Linked DNA regions of Homo sapiens: region 1 is linked to region 2. A link is a loop called in an ENCODE intact Hi-C map of the cell type or tissue named here. Cell type or tissue: heart left ventricle. All regions are shown on one strand. Links, peaks and the distances in the headings refer to the core of each region. The heading gives the core; the rest is flanking DNA. Region 1 overlaps RCAN1 (regulator of calcineurin 1). Region 2 overlaps RCAN1 (regulator of calcineurin 1).

Region 1 (12,635 bases), core at 1,614-9,613, 50 kb before region 2:
TTAAAGTTTCTAAAATGCATCTTGCTTTCTTACAGTGAAAGCGCTACAGACCCACGCAGTCAAGCCCCTAGTGAGATTCCTTTCCAAGAGGCTGTAGGTTCCTTCTTGAGCTGGTGCTTATAAAGCAGTAAGGGCCAGCCCCCACTCCCTGGGGAAAAAAAAAGTGCAGCTTCCACAGCATCCTGTTTGGACAGCAAATTCCTGAGTCAAGTCCTGCATGCTTGCAGGCAGACAGGGACAAAGTGTAAGTTTCTACTGGAAAGAGGTGACGTCAACACCTTAGTCATTTTCCCTATGCTAATTAACTTTGCTTGGGGAGAATGGAAAAAACAGCTGAGGTTTGCTTCACAGCTGCTTTATCAACCTCTCTTGCAGCATAGTTTCCACTGGTAGTAATTCCATTCAGCTACTCAGACAACACGCTCCTCGGCCGAATGGGACGACCCTTCTTAAGATGGAAAATGTTACAAAAGAAAAAGGATGAAGGTCTGTGGCAATAAACAGCAATTAGACTGTAGGGAAATTTCAAGGCTTTGGGAAACCTGGAAACCAAAGTCCGGGTGACATACTTGATCCCTGGAATTTCCTGAAAACCTCAATCAAAGTTTCACTTTGGGGTATTAGAGAAAACATTTTGAAATCTGTCTTGGTCAATAAAAATTTTAAAGGACAAAAAGAGGAATCATTTTGAAGTGTAGTTAAAATTTTTTTCCCCAGTGACATTTTATTGGATGAATGTCCCAATTTCTACTTGTATCCCACAGTGGAATGGAGCAAACAGAACCTAAAACAATCCTAGGATTTTCATTTGAAAACTTCATTATTATAATTTGAGAACTGGGGATATGAAACACTTCGATCATTTTCAAAGCACTACTGAATTCAGGCAAAGGATACAAAAACACTAGCCTTTGAAACTGAGCAATCTAGCCTTTGAAACTGAGCAAAGAAGCATTAACCCATTTATGCCAGAGGTTGCAATTTTTTGAATTTTTGCCATCAGACCTTGGCAATGACCTTGAGCAATAGGATATAAATAACTCCCACATGCTTAGCGTTCCAATAATGGAACACTAGGCATAAATGGGTTAAGAGGTCCTGCTTAAAGACTCATAAACTAAATGTAAAAAAAAAAAAAAAAAGGAAAGGAAGAAGAAATGGAAAGAATGTACACTATAATTGAAAGGGAAGATGCAGGGAAGATGCCTGGTTTGGAGAAGTGCTCTGCGATGCAAGACTGACTCTAGTTCTTTCAAAAGGTTGCAACTCTTGAACCTTCTAAGTATTTTACCAGTTTAGATCCCTATGGCAGCCTGGGTCCTATGTTCTTCTCACTCTCTCCAATTTTATTATCACCTAAAAGCACTCAAGTTATTTAAGCATTCTCTGATTTAGGGGCACACAGGGACAGCTCTCAAGCTTCCAGAAGTTAAATGGAATCCTGCCATTCACATTTAAAAATTAACTTCAAAGAATCATTAAAGTCAGCCAATAATTTAAAATACATGCAAGAGGAAGAAACAAAGCAGGGCATTTAGCCTTCCAAAAAAGGAAAAGCAAAGTCCTTTTGGATGAGTGAGTGTTGCTTAATTTCAACGCACTGTGCCTTGCTGCCAACTGTAGAGTTATGTAAGAAACCAGTTATGGTGTTTGCTTTGCCAAATTATCCATAACTCCCAACCTGAAAAGACATAAACGCATGTATTCCAAAAAAGTGTAGAATACTGAACAATGCAACATGCATCAAACACCAAGGGGAAGTGGTCATCCTGGATGATGCTTCGAGAGGGAATGTGTATGCTTGCAGTCCTGCATTTTCAGTACAGGGAGCCTTTGTCTGTCCAGCAGGCACATGAAGATTGTGGTGGTGGGCAGGAGAGGCTAAGGGGAAACAGAGGTGAGGGGAGCAGACACAGTCCTGCATTCCACTCCTCCAGAGGGGCTTGGAACTTCTCTGATGTTCCCTCCCCCTCTCCAACTCTTTGTCTCCCCCTTTTCTCTTCTCCTGGCATGCACCTGGGCAAATTCCATTAAAAGGTGATCAGAAGAGACAGAAGAGGCTAATTTAGACACAAGAGGCTGATTTCACTGTCTTCTTTTCTCTTTTAAAATCATGACACAAAGTTCCAGCTCAATTTTGTGGGCAAATCTCAAACATCTCTGTTCATCTGAGACAACAGTGTGGGCTCACCCGAATATACAATTTTGATTTCGTTATATGGATGGAAAAAAAAAAAAAGAACGGTGAGGTATTTGAAGATTATTCAACTGTCTTTGCTCATAGAAATGATAAATCTTTCACTAGATTGCCCAAAAACATGTAATTCTATATCTGCCTTTGAATTGATCGGTTCTATCTATCTGAATTGAATTTAGTAAACTTGAGCACTTCCATTTTTAGATCAGGAGTAAGAGCCGGTCAAAATGGTGGCTGCCACTTTGTAGGGAGACTGGAATGCATGTTCTCTGGCAAAAAAATCACTGGTTCACAAATTGTACCAGAGCCCTGGATCAGGGGGAGGGCACTTAGGATCTGCCACCTTGGTTTTCCTTGGCTAAAATGTGAGAGGTATGGAGCAGATTTGAGTTTCCAAAGTGCGTCTTGCTGAGTAGCAGGAATCCTTAGTGGCACTTGGACACTCTGGTTGGCCAACAGGGCAAAGCACAGGGTTTCCTGGGACACCTGTCCCTGTACCCATAGGGTAAGACTGCCTTATGCTCATATCAATGCCTCCTCATCTGCTTATCTGACAATTCTTGCTAAGAGAGTCTGTCTTTGACTGCATGTCTATTATACGTGAACTTGCATTTCTAAAGGTCCTATGCAAATGAATTTACTTTATAAATAGTGATTCTCCCCACTGAGAATAAAAACGGATCCAAAGCAAGTATTTAAAAAGCTGACTTTCCTACTTGTATATTCCTTGTGGTTTTGGAGGCAAGTATATTCCTGATTCTTGCTTGCTGGTTGGATGTCAGTGATCTGAAGAAAGCAGAGCAAGACCCACAGCAAGACCTCTGATATGGTTGGGCTGTGTCCCCACCAAAATCTCAACTTGAATTGTATCTCCCAGAATTCCCACATATTGTGGGAGGGACCCAGGGGGAGGTAATTGAATCATGGGGGGCCAGTCTTTCCTGTGCTATTCTCGTGATAGTGAATAAGTCTCACGAGATCTGATGGGTTTATCAGGGGTTTTCACTTTTGCTTTCTCATCATTTTCCCTTGCTGCCGCCATGTAAGAAGTGTCTTTCACCTCCCGCCGTGATTCTGAGGCCTCCCCAGCCATGTGGAACTGTAAGTCCAATTAAACCTCTTTTTCTTCCCAGTCTTGGGTATGTCTTGTCTTTATCAGCAGTGTGAAAACGGACTAATATAGTCTCATTAGAGCTCTTGAGAAGCATTCTAAAACCTGCACTCAACATGATAAAACTGAACCCAGAAGTTAAAGTAAATGAATGTTTTAGTCAACTGAGAGCTTTAGAAGTTTTGCATTTCTTCCACTCACACCATAAAAATCATAAATGAGTCTTTTTAACCTGCATTTGCCTCCTCTGGCTCCAAACAGTTTCCATTAGGAAGTTTCCATTTTCAGTGAGGAAAAATTAAGGTTTATGATGAATTCCATCATTCCCATTACAGCATTCTGAAAGCATCATTAGGATGACTTCAGCACATCCATTATGAACTCTAAGGAGTTGACAACTGCACCAAGAATGTGCCCCCTGTGAAGCTGTCTGCAACATGAACTGACCAAAGACAGAAACTGAGTTTTGACTTCCAACACTGAGCAAAAAATGAGGCAACTTGCAAAGGCTCTCTTGTGAATGAAAATGATGACAGTTACATTTTATTTCAGTTTTTTGCTTCTAAGATAGTGAAATAGTTTTTTTTTTTTTTTTTTTTTTTTTTTGAGACAGTTTTGCTCTTGTCGCCCAGGCCGGAGTGCAATGGCGTGATCTTGGCTCACTGCAACCTCTGCCTCCTGGGTTCAAGCGATTCTCCTGCCTCAGCCTCCCAAGTAGTTGGGATTACAGGCGCCTGCCACCACGCCCAGCTAATTTTTGTATTTTTAGTAGAGATGGGGTTTCACCATGTTGGTCAGGCTGGTCTCAAACTCCTGACCTCGTGATCCACCCGCCTCGGCCTCCCAAAGTGGTAAAGTAGTTTTACTGTTACTTCACATGTGTAACCATTCCCTATAGAATGTGGAGCATTGTTCCCCAGCCTAAGTTACTACACAAAAACAAAACAAAACAAAAAACAACCCCACAAGGGTTTGCTCTCTTCCTCATCTTTACCACTTTGTGGTCTAAAAGGCATTATTAACTAAGGAGAAGGTTCTTATTCTCAACTTTTAAGAGGGATTAATATCAAATTCAGAGTTGTGGAGAGGATTCATCTAGTGATGGTGGCAAAGTGCCTAGCACAATGCCTGAAACACAGGTGGCGGCTAAAGCACATCAGTTGCCTTTCTATTTCCGATTTCATCGATAAAGATATTGAGGTTCAGAGTGGCACACACTATGTTTAGGAGAGCCGGAACTCACTCTGGGCTTTTCATTGCAGATTCCACGCTTGTTCCAAGGAACTATGCCCGCCTTGGGCCAATGCCCTGTGGTACTGTAGCTCATTTCCCCATCTCTCTGGGTGGTCCAGGGCACCTTGGATGTCCTCCTATGTGCCCTGCAGGTCCACAGAAAGTCCTGTAGGTTCTCTATCCCATCCTTCACCGTGCATAGTGCTGCAGGTAGGCAGCCCTCAGCAACTGTAATATCTTCCCAACTGGCCTCGCTTGGCCTGTGTCTTACCACTCCAACATAATGTGCAAGTCTGACACATAAAAATCCCTGATGCTGACCAAGCTCGGTCACGTTCCTCTCCCGCTGTATAAGCTTCAGTGATAAGCACTGTTCCTGCTGTAGCCCAGGCAGACTGTTCAAGGTCGTCTTGTGTCTTTCTTGTCACATATCCTGCCAGTGCTGCTCTCACTTTTATGTTCCTCCAAGACAAATGGCTTATATGCCTCAAAACACACTCCCCTCTTCTCTTCCCCAAGTCTCTGCTCGTGCTCTCCCTCTCCCTGGATTATTCCTCCTTTCTCCCCTTTCCTTTCCTTCCTTAAGATTGAGTGCAGGCATGTCGTTCTCCAGGAAGCCAACAATGACCCCCCGTGTTAAAAAAATATTATTCAATGATGCCTGCTGAAGCCCGACAAGGCAGACTTTATTCAGGACCACCACGATGGGTATAGAGACCACCACAACCAGGTCTTGCAGTGGGGGCTGGGGGCGGGGGTAGATTGAGCTCAACTCCGAATACAGCATGGCCAAGAAGCAGTGTCAGGGTCAGTGGTGGAAAATTACTAAGAGGAGGCATCGGGGTAAAGAGGACTCTGGCTAAGCTGACCTAATAGGATTCTTGCTGAAGACAGGCCCGGGTGATCAGACATCACCTGACGGATGGTAGAAGATGAAGAACCCAATCAGATATTAAGGGTGGGGGGGTTCCTGTTAAACTGACTTTGCGGGGTTCTTTGCTAAAACTGGGTTTTATAAGGAAGTGCACAGGTGAGCCTAGGAAAAGGTTCAGAAACCTGACCCAAATTTGGCCAAGCAAAAAATGTTTGTCACCCCAAACCCACTCATACCCTTGTCCAAGGTTTGTTAAGCACTCTCCAAACTTCCTACGTCTGTCTCCAGCACCGTGCTCACTTCAGTAGGTGACCACCTATGTGATGACACCCTGGTTCTAAACGGTGAACCTCCTGACGGCTTGAGCCACATCTTATTCCACTTGATAGTCCTGGTGCTGGTACAAAATAGTCTCTCAAAAATGCCAGCTAAAGAAACAAACTGATGTCTTTCTTCCTGTCACTGTCATCCACTGCTTCTACTTTGATCACATAGAACTAAAAACTAGTTCCTCTTTGACACAAGAGTCATTCATACATTTGACGACAGATGTCATCTCATTCACATATCCATTCATTTGATCAGCAAATACTGAATAGCCTTTTACATGATAGATATGATTGTAGATACTCTAGAAAAGAATAGATAAATGAAGTGTAAACCCTGCCACTAAGATGAGTAGAACTTTGGATAGTTTTCCTGGATCTTACTTTCGAACATTGCAAATTCCAACCCCCCACTGCCCACCTTATCAGTCTCATTTAAACAAATATTTTTAAAATTTGATAATACAGTCATATGATAAAAAACAAAATAAACTTTTTTTTTTTTTTTGAGACGGAGTCTTGCTCTGTCGCCCAGGCTGGAGTGCAGTGGCACTATCTCGGCTCACTGCAAGCTCCGCCTCCCGGGTTCACGCCATTCTCCTGCCTCAGCCTCCCGAGTAGCTGGGACTACAGGTGCCCGCCACCACGCCCGGCTAATTTTTTGTATTTTTAGTAGAGATGGGGTTTCACCGTGTTAGCCAGGATGGTCTTGATCTCCTGACCTCATGATCTGCCTGCGTTGGCCTCCCAAAGTGCTGGGATTACAGGCGTGAGCCACCGCGCCAGGCCCAAAATATACTTAAATAGGATACACTGAGAAAGCTTTTCCTACCTCTGTCCCTGTCCACTCCATTCTCACTCTGCCTGTTAGGTGTAACCTCATTTTTTTAAACCATTTTTATTATTTTGGGGTTTTTTTAATCAAATAAAAGCAATTATGATTTTATTTCCCCCACTTTAAGTAAATAAAAGGTAACATGCTATATTTAAACAAAACAAACCTTCAATGACTTCCCTTTGCTCCTGAAGTTGAACCTAAGCCTTCTGGTTCACATTCATTCACGCATCCCTCCATTTATTCATTCATTTGTCTAAACACTGTTCTAGGTACTAGGAATTCAAATATGAACAAAACAGACAAAACTCCCCGCCCTCTTGGAGCTTACATTCCAGATGGGGAAAAAAGACACAAAACAAGATAGATGGGTACAATCCACAGTATGTTTAGACAGCCTTGAGTGTGGGCAACAGAGCAGCGCGGAGGGGCAGAAAAGCTGGAAAAGTGGTGAAAGCAAGCCCGGCCAGGGAAGGCATCCTTGAGAAGGGGACATGCGAGTGCATGAGGACCTGAAGCAGGTAGGGGAGTGAACCGTTGGATGCTGGGGAACAGCATTCTGGCCCAGGGAACAGCAGGTGTGGAGGCCCTGAGGCAGGAGAATCTGGCATGCTGCAAGCCCAGCAAGGAGGCTCAGGGTGGCTGCGGAGGAGGGTCATGGAGAAAGTGGTTGGGAATGAGGACAAGAGAGACCTTTAGCCATTGGAAGGACCCTGGCTTGTATTCTACAGAAGTGGGAGCCATAAGGGGGTTTGAGCAAAGGTTAGCATGGTCTGTTATGACATGATTTCCATATTACAGAAGTACTCTGGTTTCTGTGTTCAGAATACAGCGAAGGGGCGAGGGGGAAGCAAGGTACCCATGAGGAGACAGCTGGGGTAGGCAGGGCAGTGGGAGCTTCTTCTCCAACCAGTGTCCATACCTCCTCCAGGGACCCCCTCTGCAGTACCCACTTTCTAAAGCTCCTCAGCCAGCTCCTCCCTGTCTCATTCCTGCCTGTTGAACTCTTGTTCATCCTTTAAAGCCTATCATTAAGTCCAATTCCTCCAGGAGCTCCCCCATCCCCCAACTAAGTGTTCTTTCCCACCTGTAACCTGGTGACTCCCACCTCCCGCTGTCACCATAGTCTGCTTGGCATCATAGTCATGTTGGGACTTGGCAATCTTCATACTACAACAAAAGCTTCATGAGGACAATGCAGCTTATTCTGCAGCTCCCCAGAGATGTAGACAAAAGCTTGTGCAAGTCAATGACACCAAAATTCGGAGAACTGCACCAGTGGGGGCTCATCTGATGCAAACCAAGAGCCAGAATTCACCAGGGCATCAAAAGGCCATGGCTTCTGGTGTGACAGACTGAAGGGCAGCCTTTGTCTGTGGTTTGAGCAAAGGCCAGGCCATTCATTGTGGTCACAGGAGGTGGTGTAGGGTTGTGATGACATTTCTCACAGGCCTCAGGGGAAGCACTGTGCTTGAGGGCCACATGTGTGCTCTGTGGGTGTCACATTCCCGGATGTGCTTCCTATGTCCTTGCTGTGGGGGGCCTAGCAGGATGCCAGGCACTGGCCCGCACCATCACATGGAGACTGGGAGGCCCGACCACATGGACACTGCTGAGGGCCAGGATTCTTCTTATGGGTACACTGCAGAGATCTCCAGCACCAACCCCATGACAAGAGGAAGAGCAGAGTCAATTGGATGCATGTCCACCTTAAGGACCTGTCTTTAGGGCATGTTTCATAAAGTATCCAGCATATAGGAGAATTTGTATAGAATTTACAAATAAAATGCTTTACTGGCAGATGTACTAAAAAATCTTCTACCAAGGAGGTTCATAATCCAAAACACTTGGAGACCATGTGTTTAAGCAATAGTGTGATTAAATTCCCAGTTTTCTTTAGGCTTTTTCATGATAAGCAAGTGTAAGAAAGAGAACAGAAGAACATTCTTCTTGATATAGTTAAAGGAATTTCTATTTTTGTTCACTTTTAGGGCAATCAGGAAATGGGCTCAGGAGTGTATTTCTCTTAGTATTGCTCTCTTACTGGTAAAATTTGCTTGGCCACAGGGAAGTGGTATAAAGCAAAACACATAACCTTTTTTTTTTTTGATGGGCTTTGAAGGTGTTAACCAGAATGCCCCGGAGAAAATACGGGAGGTGCTGGTTCTGCAACTACAGAGAATGACAACTAAGAATTCTAAATCTGAAATAATGAAATTGTTTAAAAAAACACTTTGAAGTTTAATGAGTATTAATTTTCTGTAAGAAAACACAATAACTGATATTAAACTTCAGCCAGGCACAGTTCTGATACTTTGAAAAAAAAATAAGAAACGCTGAAGTATCTTTTGATACTTTGCCTGAATTACTACAAGAGAGTTTACAAATATGTATTTCTGGGATAACACAGAACTTTTATTCCTTAGATAAAAAATCTGAGTGGCTGATTTATGCCAGTGACCAAAATGATGGCTGCAATTATGCCTGCTCTATATTCATGTTGTTAAAGGTGAAAATGCTAAAGACTTTTTTTTTAGCAGAATGGTGATCATGATCTGTTAACACAGTAGAAACAAAAAAAAAATCCAAGTATAAAGAAAAAAAAAAGAATAAAAAAGAAAAGAGAAAAATAAAATAATTGGGAAAAACAGGGAGGAAGAGTGTGTACAAATGTACATCTTAAGACTGAGGTCACAGTTCATACTAGATTTCATCTTGTTTGTTAAATTCCATGTGCGCTCAGAATTCCATTAACTCTTATTCCGTATTGCCTCAATCTTTCCTTAATATGTAAAGGTTAACCACCCCACTGTAACTTCTTGGAAACGCACTGCTTGCAATGTTTAAGATGAAAAAATAGCCACAGGCAAATCAAAACTCTACTTAATGACTTGGAGACCAGCAGATGAGGATTAGGGGAGGCAACATTTATTTGGAGATTACTGGGGCCAAAGCCACCCTAATTAATTACCCTTTATTTGTTCTCTCTTTCCAGAGCCACCTTGCTTTAATTACTGACTTTAATTTCTGCTTTGATGCCATTCTCAGCCAGGGGCACAGCACTGCAGCAGCAAAAACCTGGGGAAGAACAATCACCCAGGAGTGGGCTGGCTGTGGTCACTCAGGCCCAGGGAACACCAGTGTCTGGTTAGCCCTCATCCCTGCGCTAAGCAGCTTTCACAACCCCACGGCTGGTTCATTCTCAACAAGTCAGTCCTTCACACGCAAAGTAGGAATTCTACTTTCCAGGGTTAATGCTGCCTGGAAAACCTTTTCCTTCCGCTGCAGCATTCCATACTCTCCTTAGAGGAGATGATTCTCCCAGGGAGGCTGGCGCAGTGAGGGGTCCAGGCACACACCACGCCGGCACCTGGTGAATAGCTGGCTGAATGTCAGCGGAGGAGTAAAGGTGAGAGGGTCATGGAGGGAAGGGGAAAAAAATGAGCAAGATCAAAATCTGCAACTCTTCAATAAAGACAGAAAACCCAGTTCTGAATGGCTTCGCTAAAGATCGTTTGTATCCACACCCAGTTTCAAAACTCAAGAGGCAGGTCAGAAATGGTTTTCTGTTGTTGGTTTGTTTTTTCTTTTTCACCAAGTGCTGGGAGAAAAGTGAGTTATGTGCTCTTACCTGCTATTTCCATTACCATACACACACCCTGTTTCCATGTCTGCAGTTGAGAAGTCCCAACAGGGCACTGCAAACGCTTTCTTTCTGCATTTGGCCTGCATTCTTTGCTGATGACTTAAAAGCCTGATAACAAGTCACACGAGGAAGCATGTCCTGTCATCTTCATGAAGGTCACCAATGATTCAAAACATACTGAAGGAACAATAAACTACATACAAAGAACAAGCAAGACCCCACCACAACTTGGATATTATCTCTGTCCACCCAAAGAGAGAACAACTGTGCCAACCTGGTTCATCAGGAAAATCTAGGTGTTCCCGTCAAGTGACTAAAATGTGGGCACACATCTTTGCACCGAGTATCTGATTCCTAAGAGCTGTTCCCTTTCCATCAGGCCTAGAATGGCCCAGTTAGTTTTCTCCTGGTGAACTGTAGCCCATTAACATTGACGGAAAATTAGTTGTTAATATTGAAAAATTGGGAGGTGTCACACAGAAATAGAACTTCTGACTTCTTTTTGGTGGTGGTGGCCCGGGGAGATGTGGCCACCCTGGGCCCAGAGCTCCATTTCACTGTGGCCGAGCAGATGCCCCTTGTTGGGGAACCCATGCTCTTCAAATACCCCAGGCCTCATCACTGTCTGTGGTCTACTCGCCCCTCCACCAATGATGGCTGCTGGCTGACCAGCCCCCAGGGCATTTCAATTTGTGGCTTAATTTGGTAATTCATCAAAAACAGATTAGTCACCTGCTAGGGCCAGCCATGGTGTGAGGTGCCAGGCGTACAGGCAGAGAAGTTTACCCAGCTCTGGGGCTCAAGCTGTTCTATGCCTAACAATTTACACCGAATTATACATGGAGAGGGCATGGCCCTCACTCCCACATGGTAATTGTGTGTGTGTGTGTGTGTGTACTTATTTTTTCATCTGGCCCATGTATGGGCACATCACATTCCTATGGGTGACTCCCTGGGCATCTGTGAAATGTTGTCTCCCACTCCTGAAATTATGCTGTAAATGCCAGGGAATGGTGGTGACATGGTTATAGCGACGATCTTGATTCTGCTCAAACATAAACCACAGTTGGTTTCTTTAGCAATTATTAAGAAATGATTGGGCCATGTCAGAGGAAGACAGAGGAAGAATCTGAACTGTAATTCACTTACAGATTTCTACAGAATTAGCTCATGATTCATGGAGGCAAAAAAAGTTTTGTCAGGAATGGCATTCGAAGACACAGAAAAACAATTTGAAAGGAGCCTGAGGTCCAGGTGTTTTCAGAGTGTGGTCTTTAAGATAGTTTCTTAAAAGATCATTCGGAGAAGAGAGCATTTTAAACTGCTCTTGTACAAATCTATGGTACATTTTATTCCTTATGTTGAAAATGATGGGAAGATTGTGCCTGTTTCACCCATTTAAGAAACGCTCCCTGTTGGTCCAAGCCACCGTGGGCTCCTCCATCCTGAGGGAGGACACAGTGGCTCTACTGTCCTCTGTAGAGGTGAAATTATGTGGCACATACTGTGATCAACCACAGCTACTGCCAACTCCCCAGCCAATTCCCCATCCACTCCCCGCCATGGGTACTGGCCGCTTCCAGACTCTAAGACAGAGGTTCTTGCGCAGGGGAGGTTATTAGGACGAGTGGTGGGGAGGGGAAAGGAAACTGGGCAGAGGGAGAGTGAAGCTACCAAGTGGTCCTAGTGGAAGCCTAGCCGACTCTACAGGGAGCTTTGAGGATGAGACGACCCTTATCGGAGCAGGAGGACCGGGCCTTGATACCCCCACGTTGGTCAGTTCTGGGAAGGGGCTACCCTGAGAAGGGGGTGGAACTTGGGCAAGGTGGCTTTGCTCTGCCCCAACAGGGCTGACTGTCAAGGGAGGCTGGGAGACAAATTCTATTTTTCTGAAGTGACCTGGGGTGTGTCACTGTGACCAGTGCACCGACCAGCTAACCGACCAACCCGCAAGGCCCAAGCTCAAGGAATTAGAAGGCTCCAGACTTGCACCCTAAGTTAATCATCTGAAGTCTCAGAAATGTGACAGCCTTTAAACTGAACACTACAAAAATGCTGCTTATTCCACTCCAAATCATTAGCTCATCATCCATGTAAGGAGCTTCAAGAAGAATATCGGTAAGATTAGCGGTAAATTCAAACAGTTTAAACTTTCAGTATAAACCGCATCAACTCAAATCCCGAATACTGACTCAACAATTTCACTCCTAGGAATTTATTCTAAAGAAATCCTCATGGCTGTGGGCAAACATTAGATGCAAATATGTTCCTGCAAGGCAAATAAAATATGCAAAAATATAGTTTTATGTAAATAAAATACATCAAGATCCGTGATCAGATAATATACATGCTAAATTCATTCAGTAGACTATAGAGCCACTCATAGTAAGGTGGTGAAAACTAATGACATGAA
Region 2 (12,635 bases), core at 2,828-10,827:
ATTCTCAAGGCGAGCCCACTGAAAGGAGGTCAAACCTACAGCCCGGAGAATTGATGACTAGGGGTGAGAAAGAAGCTTATGCAAAGTTAAAGTGTTTTTTATTTCATTTAGATGTATATTTTTAGAGACAAGCTCTCACTCTGTCACCCAGGTTGGAGTGCAGTGTTACGATCATGGCTCACTGCAGCCTCAACCTCCCGGGCTCAAACAATCTGCCCACCTCAGCCTCCCAAGCAACTGGGGTTACAGGTGTGTGCCACCGTGCCAGGTGAAAGTGTTTTTCAAAAGGCATTTAACATAGGAAGATTGGTGACTGGACTTCCTAAGCGCAGTTCCATTAACAGCAACGACACGTGCAAAATGAGCTCCTGTAGCTGAACCTCAGAAGAAGAGACGAGACAGCGGTGTGTTAAGGGACCACTAGTGACCCCAAAAGGTGTCATTTAATCCTCAGGACAGCCCTGAGGTAGGCATTATTTTACAAATGAGGAAATAAACTCAAAGAATTTGGACAGGCCCAACTTAGGTCTGTCTAGCACTAGAGTCTGGGTTCCTTCCATCACACTGCATGGGATCCTTAACTCTGAGTGAGCCAGGGTCCTGTGGAATTCTCCAAAACTGCTGTGCCCTATAATATGGTGACTGGAGGGGAAGAAATGCAGGAAAGCTTGTGGAAAATTTTTATTCATACCCAACAGCTCAACAATGTAGTTTACCTTAGATGATCCCTAAGGAACCACCCAGTGACATCATTCTCTGATTCCATAATTGTCCAACAAGTTCCTCCTTCTATTTCCCAATAAAAGCACAGGGTTTTGCATTACCTTTGTCAGATAAGTGCAATAAACAAGTCACAGAGCTCTGCAGGTTCGTACCTGCACCACCCCTCTCTGGAGGCTGTGTCCTCTACCCGAGCTGTTCTTTTCTGGCAATAAGAGTTGGGGCCCCTCCAACGGCAGGGATCTGGACAGCTTCCAGAGGAACCCAGGACAAGAGAAAAAGAGCCCCAGGGACACTGTCCAACTCGGACACAAACCCAAGTGTGGGGTGGGTGGCTGTGACACGTTCCAGGCTTGATGGTATTTTTCCCTTTACTTTAAATCAGTCTTTGATTGTCTTGTGTGCACACAGGAAGAATGATGAATATTAAAAATAAAACGCAAATCAGCCAGCAAGTAGTCTTTAGAAGAAATAAGTCACAGGAGGTTGAAAACAATGTACTAGCACTGGAGAAGTCTGAACATTTTGGTCAATGTCTGTGAATGTTTCAAAGTTTAAACTGGATGGAGTTTACTGAGACTCTAATCACCGCTCAGCAAGAAATCTATGCTAATCACATCAATATTATAACACAAACAAGCAGGTGGAAGAAAATCCAAAGATAGCTAATGGATAATACTTTGTCTTTGGTTCAATTATAGGACTTGGTTTCTAAAGGAGCTGCTAACTCATTCATTCACTCATCAAACATGTATTGATCACATATAACATGGCAATGACTGTGCTAGGAGCTGGCAATACTAAAATTGTTTCTTCATTCCAGAACATCAGAGATTAGTTGGGAACAGAGTCACCCTCTACTGAGAAAAGGCCATCAGAAGGCCGGCAGGGGTCAGCTCCATGGAGAAGAGGTCTGGGGCATCCCAGGCGGAGGCAACTGCAGTTTCCATCCTACGGTGCCCTGTGTCCTGGGAACCTCAGGTAGTTGAGCACCACTGCACTAATGAGCTGAGTGAGGGAGAAGCAAGAGCTGAGACACAACAGGGTCCAAATGAGAGGCCTTATTCACAAAGTAAGGATTTTGAACATTACCTTATGAACAACAGATAAGTACTGAAGAGTATCTAGAAACAGGATAGTGAGATGATGACATACATAGGTTTTTAGAAAAATCGCTTGGGCCAGTCATGGTGGCACGTGCCTATAATCCCAGCACTTTGAGAGGTGGAGGTGGGTGGATCCTTTGAGCCCAGGAGTTTGAGATCAGCCTGGGCAACATGGTGAAACCCTGTCTCTACAAAAAAATACAAAAATTGGTCAGGCATGGTGGTGTGCGCCTGTAGTCCCAGCTACTTGGGAGGCTGAGGTGGGAGGATCACTTGAGTCCAGGTGGTAGAGGCTACAGTGAGCTGTGATCATGCCACTGCATTCCAGCCTGAGTGACAGAGCCAGACCCTGTCTCAAAAACAAACAAACAAACAAACAAAAGATCACTCAGGGAGCACTAGAGGGCCACTGAAGAGTGCCGGAGAGGAATCAGAATACCAGGTAGGAGCTGCTGCGTACTCCAGGCAGGAGTGTTACATGAAAGTGACTGAACCAAGGCAGTTATCCTGAGCACGGGAGAGTGGAAGCAGGCTGAAACATCACTGCTTAGGTGTGAAATCTATAAAACCTTTGGCTAATATGTAGGAGTGAGAGGGAAGGTGCCAACAATATCTCCCCACTTTCTAGCACAAACAGTGGAGTGGATGGGAGAGGACAAAAGAGGGGCAGCAAGTTCAGGAACAGATCAAGGCTCAGCTTCGGACACAGTGTGAAAAGTCTGCGGCATGACCGAGGGGACAGCCTGCTGGAAAGTCAGACAGCCAGGTCTGGAGCCCTGCAGAGGGGTGTGGACTGTCAGCCCACTGACTATTAGAAGTACAGGGACCAATAAGATGAGGAAACTGAGGGCACCAAGGTCACACAGTCCAGAGGACAACCAGCATGAAGGCCACATGCAAAAACACAAAAGAGCAAGAGGTGCGTTAGGGAATGTAAGATCTTATATTCTCCTTGACCCTCGTATCTCTGAGAGCTTACCTTATGATTCTTCTCCCCTCACCTGCAAATATATAGCTTGAGTAGCAGATGAGGCAGGACATCATAACGCCCTCCATATTAAATGAGTTCCGTGAATAGACAGGATCCAGAAAATAAACCCATCTGTTTGATGCAGAACTAAGAACATTAGATTGAGAAACTTGAGGTCTCCTGCTGTAAGCAGCCATCAGCCAGCATCAGCCAGATCCCCTAGGAATCTGCATCAGAACAAACTACCTATTCTTATCATCTCTCCACTGGGCCTGGTCATCTGTGAGCAGGGTTCCCAGGCAGGTGATTGTCACAGGGCGGCAGATCAGAACAGACAGACTAGTTCCAGACCAGGGTCAATTCCTGGTGTCTGCTCTGGTCTTGGTGGCCCCACTCTGGGCCCTGGGGGAATGGACCTGCCCAGGGAGGAAGAGAGGCTTTGCAGATGGCCCTTTGCTAAGGGCTCTGGAAGAATCTCCTGAACTTTGTGGGTTCTCTAAGACACCCGCCCTGACAAGAGTGCCTTTCCAAGAGTGCAGGGCATGTTACCAAGTGTTACCAGAAGTGGTCTCGGTTGCTCTAAATACAGCGCCCAACAGAGTGGGTCCTCCTGGCCACTCGGTTGGGCTGTGGTCACACCATGCCTGGGAAGAGCGTAGCTGGGTTTCCCATCCCGACTCCAACAGTGACAGATTTGTGTGACTCCAGGCAAGGTCATCTACCCTTTGGGCCCCTGGTTCCTCACCTGAATAACAACACATACAACAAACAGACAAACAAAAACAAGCCAACAAAAAAAAGGACTTGCATCCAGTGATTCTCAAATGTGGGGTCCCTCAAAGGTTTTTAGGCCAGTTGTTTAGGAACTGCTTGGAAGAGTTGTTAAAAATGCGATGTTATGGCCGGGCGCGGTGGCTCATGCCTGTAATCCTAGCACCTTGGGAGGCTGAGGTGGGCAGATCACTTGAGCTCAGGAGTATGAGACCAACCTGGGCAACATGGCAAAACCTAGTTTCTACCAAAAATACAAAAAATTAGCCAGGTACGGTGGTGCATGCCTGTAGTCCCAGCTACTTGGGAGGCTGGAGGCTGGGGTGAGAAGATCACTTGGGCCTGGTAGGCAGAGGCTGCAGTGAGCTGAGATTGCGCCACTGCACTCCAGCCTGGGTGACACAGCGAGAGTCCCACCCCCCAAAAATGCAATGTTAAAGATAAAGGGTCCAGATCTTTGACCCCAGGCCTTGGGTAGCACCAGGGCATCTGAATTTTTAATAAGCTCTATAGGTGATTCTGATAAACAGCTAGATTTGGGACCCACTGGACTAAATGATTACTAAGCTGCCTTCCATCTCTAGCAATGTATGACTCAATGCATGTATGTGACAAATGTTCATGACCAATTCAACAACCAGGTCCCAAAACCTAACCTAGTACAGTTGCATCACTCAGACATTACTTATGCTTGCTAATGAATCACTCTTAGGCTTTATAGAAAATAGAGTAAAATGAATTATTCGAGAGTCTCAAAATAGACCCCAGTCTCCCATTTCCTTCAAATTACATTTTCTAAAACTGAAACACAGTACCAGCCACAACCCAGTCCTCAGAAGAGGAGAGCGACAGGTTGGCAGGTCCAGAGCCATGAGCCAGGCCACTGGTTTGCAGTTGTGACCTTGAGCAGAAGAATATTTTTTTCTTTAAAATTGCCTTTCCACTCTGTAAAATAGAAATAACCACTGCTAACCTATCTCCTAGGGCTGCTGAGAATCCACAGGGAAATTACTATCCGTCTGATTCTCCCACTAACACCCGGTGTCAGAGAACAGAGGGGAAAGTGTCACAGTGCATTACTTTCAGACCCACCGTGTCTGCACAAATATTTCAATGGTTCAAAATAAAAAAGAGCCCAACCAAGGATTCCCAGTGAGAATGGAAGAGGCCCTGTTTGATTTACTTTCCTGGGAAGTCAAGCCCAGCTTTAGAGCATCAGGAACCATCTTATCTACCCCCGGGTATGCTAGAGACAGAGGCCGGCCTGCACAGCCTGGTCAGCAGTTGCAACTTTCTTTAGCTAAACCTGCTGGCATTCAGGCCTGATAGTAGGCAGGGTCAGCGCAAATGGAAAGAATGACAGTGTGTCCTTCCACCTTCCTGAGGCCCTGGCTGATATGGAAACTGGCTGGCACGGGTGGCCATGGAAAGTATGAATCCAGGCTTGCCTAGGGTTGAATGAGTGAGGAATGATCAGATCAGGCCTGTGTTAAAATATCACCACAGCTCACTTGCCCGGCTATTATCCAGTCACGTCCTCCGGGTTTCAGGAATGAGATGCTGCAACCCGAAGCAGCTGGAGACAGTGTTTGCAAAAGCAGGCCAGGCAGGCTCCTTGGAGCTGAAGCTGGGTGGAGAGATGGGTGTGGTGACTGCCTGCACAGACAGACACCTGTGAAGGGCTGACTTGGCTCCCGGATGCTTTCTCTACAGTTCCTCACCTTTGTGCATGGCTCACCATGATCTCCGCCCCACTCTATAGATGAAGGAATCCTTCCTAGAGAGGTCAAGTGTCTGGCTGGTGCTTGCACGAAGAAGGGACCCAAATCCAGGACCCTGTGATATCCCTCCTGGCCTTGCAAACTTTCTAGCACCTGGCTGTCTCGTGCACCTACGTATGCACATGGATGCTGTAAATCAAGGCAAAGCACAGGCAGGCAGGCAACACAGGGGAGGTCTATGGAAAAGGAGGGGTGAGAAGGAAGAAGAGAGTTTTAGGCCAAAAGCTCAAAAATGTTCTTTAGACAAGCACTAGGAGAACCACCCAGAAGTCACGAGTCGGGAGTTCTAAGTCCTTGTGGAGATGGACCCACCGTTGTCTCAGAGATGCCTTAGTCTCTACAGGGAAAACCACTGAAAATGCCTTCTAGACTGGAAAGTCTAAATAACTAAAATGTTTTCACTTCTCTAATAACTTTTTTTTTTAAGGTCTTAGAATGGAAAGATCCCTATTCCAACGTCCCAACCAAATCAAGATGCTGTTTCTAGGGTCCAATCCCTATTCCAACATCCCAGCCAAATCAAGACGCTGTTTGTAGGGTCCAAACTGCCTCTGCTTAGGCAGTTCTCAGACTGGGTAGAGAAAGGAAGACTACAAGTTAAGGAGTATTCAAAAACAAAACAAAATGAGTATCTCAGAGAGCTGAAAAATGAATTGCTGTTGCCCCCAAAGACCCTTTCAGTCTGAGGAAGTATTATTCATGCCCCTCTGCCCTCATACCTGAAAAGCCCCCTCAAATCAAAGATGAGGAATAAGAGGAAGAAGAAGGAGGAGGAGGAAACAGAATAAATCCCCTGCTCCACGTCTCTGGTTATGGCAGTCAAGCAAGCCTAAAAGAAAAACAGCCATCATTCCCAGGGTCAATGCCAGTGTATATGAGGAAAAAAAATCACTAAAAATGTAAAGCCTCCATTGCCTACAGGCCCTAAAAATATTACACACTATCAGGGCACTTTGCATGAAAGTTTTAATACCGTTATTCATGAAAAAAATCTTTGAAAAAAAGGCAGCCCAGGAAGTGGCTGGCCTACATGTGGACCAAAAGGCAGGCTGAGAAGCGTGTCTCCCACGGGCTCTACAGTACTCTTGCAAAGCAACTGCCTCTCCATTTAGGTCGCAGAATTGGGGACTAGCCTTGTTAGTGACCTCCCAACTCTAAATTTGCTATCAAAATGCCAACAGGGCCGATCTCTTTCAAGCCAGACGAGTCATCTACCCTTGTGGGTAGCTTCTCAACTCATCATCCAAGGCAAGGTGTATTCTGGGCACGAGGTAGGGGAAGATGCAAGTTTCTCCCGGGGGTTGCTTTGGACCTAAAGAGGGGTCTATGCTCATTACCAAAGGCAGTCTGCCCAGCATAACCTTTGACACCACGGACTCACTTGAGCCACAGAATGTCATTTATCAATTTAATACATATTCATGAAGCAAGTGCTATTCTTAGGTACTAAGAACTTCCAAGCTCCTAAGGTACTGGGCACCTAGTGGTAAATGAGACAAAAGCCTTCGTGAAGCTGACGTTCTAGCAAACACAGACAACAGGCAATTATATACCCTGATGTTGGGGAGTGACCAGTGCTATGAAGACACTTTGAGGACAGATGGTCTGGGGTGGGGGGAATGGTGCGCTCGCTTAGCTAGGGGCTCGGGAAGACATTTCTGAGGAAGGAGCATCTGGGCAGCGACCTGGGAGGAGTGAGGGAGTAAGCCATGTGGGTATCTGGGGGAAGAACCTTCCGGGAATTCCAGGCTTTGAGGAAGGGACCACACTTGGCACATGGGAGCAGTAGCAGCAAGGCCAGAGTAGCCCAGCTGTGGTATTGGAGACGCGAGGAGGAGCTGAATCTGGAGAGGGCAGAGCGGGCCACGTCCTCACATGCCCAGGCAAGCATCTGGAGCCCGCGCTAAATGTGCTCAGAGGACTCAGAGCAAGAGAGTGGCCAGGTTTGATTCATGTTTTCAAAACACCACTGGCTGCTCCATTGAGAGGCAGAGCTCCAGAGTGACAAGAGGGAAGCAAGAATGGGGAGGCTTCCGCGATAACACAGGCAGGGGAGGACACTGGTTTAGACAGGGGTGAGAGAGGGAGGGTAAAAAGCAGAGGAGCCCAGAACATCATCTGAAGAGGCACCCAGGACTGGCTGCTGGGTTGGCTGTGCGGTGTGGAGATGGAGGCTGATGCCATTCTAAAGAGTGTCAGAGAGAGAGAGAGAGCCTCTTGCTGGTTGTTTTAGGAACAACAGTGTTGGCTAATAAATTCCTGCAGACACTCTGAATATAACTGAGAGAGCTCAGCTGGCTCTAACAGCATTATGGACTGAACTATGTTCATGTCCTTCACTCCCCACAAGTTTATGTGTTGAAGCCCTAACCATCAGTACCGTAGAACTGGACTACACAGTTGGCGATAGGGCCTTTTTTTTTTTTTTTTTTTGAGACAGTTTCACTCTTGTCGCCCAGGCTAGAGTGCAGTGGTGCAATCTCAGCTCACTGCAACCTCTGCCTCCTGGGTTCAGCGATTCTCCTTCCTCAGCCTCCCAAGTAGCTGGGATTACAGTTAGGTGCCACCATGCCTGGCTAATTTTGTATTTTTAGTAGAGACAGGGTTTCACCATGTTGGTCAGGCTGGTCTCAAACGCCTGGCCTCAGGTGATCCACCCACCTCAGCTGGAGATAGGGCCTTTAAAGAGGCAATTAAGTTAAAATGAGGTCATGAGGGTGGGGCCCCAATCTAATCTGATCGGTGTCTTTGTAAGAGGAGAGAATGTGGACACATAAAGGGACACTAGGCATGTGCGTGCACAGAGGGAAGACCATGTGAGGACACAGGGAGAAGGCAGCCGTCTACAAGCCAAGGAGAGAGGCCTCAGGAGGAGCCAAAGCTGCCGGCACCATGATCTCGGACTTCCAGCCTCCAGAACTGTGAGAGAAAAAAGGTCTGTCGTTTAAGCCCCCAATCTGTGGTATTATGTTAGAGCTGCCCTAGCACACTGATAGAGATAGCCTCAATTTTGCTTTGAATTGCTATGAGTTGACAAAGTTAACCACAAGTTAGAGACCCCATGACCATATCAGCCACTGCAGAGACCTGAAGGCTGACCACTGAAAAAACTACACCCTCCTATATCACACACACACACATACACACACACACAATTTATTATTACACACACATACACACATATTTGTTATTGATTATAATCATAAAGTCTAACTATGAGTTTCTGTTTACTCCCAATTAACTTGGAACAACTTTTCTTTGAGCCTCCTCCTGAATGGAATAAGGGAATGGTTGTTCCTGCTCCTACTTGGATTCCTGAAGATAGGACTGGCCAAGGACAGCCTGGAACAATCACAGCCTGCTGCTGTCATCGTGCAACAATTTGTTGCCTGTATTCTAGACGCAGAAAAATCTCACAGCTTATTTCAAGTAATCTCTATTAATATCCCTCCCTGGCCCTCAAAAGATATTAAGAATCCAAAGGGAAATCAGAAACTCAATTGTGCTAGAAATAGCCAAACTGTCTCATTCAGAATGCATTCACCAAACAACTTCAAAGCAAAATGATGATGAAAAATAAGCCTTCCAACACCAGAGTATTTCTCTTTTTGAATGTTTCTACCACATCTAAGAAAACAGATGTCACCATGGTTAAAAAAAAAATTGTACCTTGCAAAAATAAAACTTCATAATGATAGTTCGTTCTTGTGAATAAATCCTCAAATACATCCCTCTTGCAAAAAAGGTTTTCTCTTACTGACCACTCTTCTTCCATCACTGACTGCAGTGGAAAATTACATTCCACTGTGAAATATAATCCTGTTGATAGTAACACCTATTGAGGTTTTCATCAAATTGCTAGATGAGATGGTGTAATTAGGGACAGCCAGGGGGAAAACTACAAAGGACACAGAGGACGTCAGTCCAAAGGAGGTAAAAACTGAAAAGATAATACCTTCCTCAAACCATTGCAGAAGCGTGTACCTGCTTGCCTGGTGACAAAGTCTTTTTGAAAATCAACCTGTACCCATAATTCTGCTTTCTGACTTTCACCAGAGGATTCATAAGAGCATCCTGAATCCAAATAACAAAATTAAATATACACTAACCACCCGTCCTTAATCGCTTCATGTAAATCTGTGGCATTAGAAACTGAAAACAAAAATTATCTGAGGGTCATGTTTTGCTATGCATTTAATGGATATTACTTCTGCCTGCTCCAAGGGCAATGTTCAGTTTCCACAAACAGTGTAGTTTATTATGAAAAATAATTTATAAATCATTCTTGTTTAAAACAAAATTTTTTTAGGAGAATTAGTAACAGAATTTCAAAAAAGTTGAATAATTTCTAAAGATTAAGATTTCAACTTCACTCTTTTAATGTATTTAAGGTAATAATCACTTACTTTGGTGATTATTTATAACATTAACAGCTCTAAGAGGCCTTTAAGGGCCATTTTGTTATACAAAAAAGAAACACATTTATAAGCATTCTTAGAATAATGCTAATGTCATTAGCTACAGAAGCAGCACATGCTAAGATATCAGCTTTAATTTTAAATTCATATTAGACCTTAATAAAATAAGTCAAGGATGCATTTTGTAATATCTAGAATAACCACTAAAAGAACAGTAATGTCTAACAGGCAAGTTAGTAGAGGGGGAAAATGAAACAATTTTTAAAAATACATAATTCAGGCCAGGCGCAGTGGCTCACACCTGTAATCCCAGCACTTTCGGAGGCCGAGGTGGGCGGATCACAAGGTCAGGAGATCAAGACCATCCTGGCTAACACGGTGAAATCCCGTCTCCACTAAAAACACAAAAAATTAGCCGGGCATGGTGGCGGGCACCTGTAGTCCCAGCTACTCGGGAGGCTGAGGCAGGAGAATGGTGTGAACCCAGGAGGCGGAGCTTGCAGTGAGCCGAGATTGTGCCACTGCACTCCAGCCTGGGTGACAGAGCGAGACTCCATCTCAAAAAAAAAAAAAAAAAAAAAACATAATTCAAAGGAAGATAAGAAAGAAAAGGAATATAGAACAAGTAGAACAAACAGAAAACAAACAGTAAGATGACAGGAAATAGAAGGATGGAAAAATGTGCTATAAAAATACTAACCAAACAAGAGCTGGCACATCATGCAAAATAGACTTTAAGACAAGAAGCATTACTAGCAAAAAAGATGGACATTTAATAATAAAAAAGGGTCAATTTGCCAGGCTGATACAACAATCCTAAATCTGTATATATCCAATAATATAGCCTCAAATCTATATGAAGGAAAAGCTAGCAGGACAAAAAGGAGAAATCAGCAAATCCAAATCATGGTGGGAAATTTTAACACACTTCTCTCAGCCACTGATAAGAATAGACGAAATTCAGTAAGGCCATAGATGACATAAACAATACGAATAACAAACTTAACCCAACTGTCTATATACGTTGTTGTTACATGACTGCATCTATATATGTTGTTGTTAAGAAGGCATATTTTTTCAAGTGCACATGAAACACTTATCAAAACCGACTTACTGTTGAGCTACAAAGCAAGTCTGAAAAAATGTCAAAGGACTGAGAGTGTTTTCTGATCACATAATGGAATTACTCTAGGAATCAATAACATTAAAAAAAAAACCCCAAATGTTTATGAACAAAGTGATACATTTCTAAACAATCTACAGATCAATGAAGAAATTATACTGGAAATCAGAAAATATCCTGAATTGGAAAATAATAAGGATATGACATATCAAAACTTGTAAGATGCAGCAAAAGCCATACTTAGAGGTAAATTTCTAGTCTTATGTGAATATATGGGATAAGAAGACTAAAAATTAATGATTTACATATTGATCTTAAAAAGCAAGAAAACAGAACAAGAGATTAAAGAAAGTAGAAGGAGAAAAGGACAGGCGCAGTGGCTCACACCTGTAACCCCAGCACTTTGGGAGGCCGAGATGGGTGGATCACTTAAGATCAGGAGTTCATGACCAGCCTGGCCAACATGGCGAAACCCTGTCTCTACTAAAAATACAAAAAATTAGCCAGGCATGGTGGCAGGCTCCTGTATTCCAAGCTACTTGGGAGGCTGAGGCAGGAGAATTGCTTGAACCCAGGAGACAGAGGTTGCAGTGAGTTGAGATCGCACCATTGCACTCCAGCCTGAGCAACAAGAGTGAAACTCCGTTTAAAAAAATAAAAAAAAAAGTAGAAGAAAAAAAGTGGAAAACACTGAAACAGAAAACAAAAAAACAGAAATTAAGTCAAATGTTGACTTTTCAAAATATTAATACATTTAATAAACCTCTGACAGGACTGATGAAGAAAAGAGCACAAATTGTCACTACCAGGATTGAAAAAGGAAACATAACTACAGGTCCTACAGATATTAGAAAGCCTATATAAATATTATGCCAATATATTTAAGATTTTAAGTAAAATGGACTACTTCCTAGAAAAATACAACTTACAAAAATGACAGAAGAGAAAATCAATTGGTTCTATATCTATTTATAAAACTGAATATTTAATTAAAAACATTCTCAAAAGAAAACTCTACACCCAGATATCTTTATCAGTGAAATCTCCCAAACACTTAAGAAATAATATGAATCCTACATCAACTCTTCAATACAGGAAACAAAAGGAGGGGCCCTTTCTACTTATTTTATGCTTTTAGCATAACCTTGATCCTGAAACCTGAGAAAAATATTATAAAAAAGAAAAGTGATCAGCCTATATCTTTCATGAACATAAACATAAAATTACAAAATGAAAATAATAGTAAAACAAAGCCAGAGTCATAAAAAAGAATACTGTACTATAACCAAGGAAAAGTGAATATATATATGTTAAAATACATGTAGGAGATTGTTACTGCAGCATTATCATAATACTCCCAACTGGAAAAGTCAAATGGAAATGTGATATATTCACACCACAGAATAGAAACAACAATAAAAGTGAACTACTATGACATGTATAATGGTTAATTTTATGTGTGAACTTGGCTGGGCCATGGTGCCCAGATACCAGATATATGGACAAACATTATTCTGGATGTTTCTGTGCAGGTGTTTTGAGATGCGATTAACATTTAGATTAGTGAACTCTGAGTAAAGTATATTGGCAGGGAGCTCATCCAATCAGTTAAAGGCCTTAACGGAACAAAAAGACTAGCCTACCCCAAGAAAGAAGGAATCTGCAGCAGAAATCCTTTACACTTGAACTGTAACATCAGTTCATTCCTGGGTCTCCAGCCTGTCAACCCACCCTGGAGATTTTGGA

Evidence for each region. A loop is a pair of places that touch in the nucleus more often than their neighbours do. Peaks named below come from ENCODE experiments on the same cell type or tissue, not always from the same donor. Only the 100,000 strongest peaks of a DNase experiment are listed, where the experiment ranks them.
Region 1: it touches region 2 in a loop (2.3-fold over the local background); 45 of 110 quality-filtered maps call a loop at or near these places.

The regions. Positions count from the first base shown.
Region 1 is chr21:34,526,730-34,539,364 of GRCh38, forward strand. The region is part of intron 1 of RCAN1 (regulator of calcineurin 1); the gene reads right to left. Among named protein-coding and RNA genes, the nearest start is that of KCNE1, 21 kb to the left of the region's middle. RefSeq lists an enhancer at 8,002-8,231. In heart left ventricle, for the core only: no CTCF peak of the experiment used is centred there; no DNase peak of the experiment used is centred there; H3K27ac peaks cover 2,345 bases.
Region 2 is chr21:34,575,417-34,588,051 of GRCh38, forward strand. All of the region lies in intron 1 of RCAN1 (regulator of calcineurin 1), which reads right to left. Among named protein-coding and RNA genes, the nearest start is that of RCAN1, 33 kb to the right of the region's middle. RefSeq lists enhancers at 6,702-7,202, 7,203-7,703. In heart left ventricle, for the core only: a CTCF peak has its summit at 7,571; a DNase peak (open chromatin) is centred at 4,994; H3K27ac peaks cover 6,712 bases.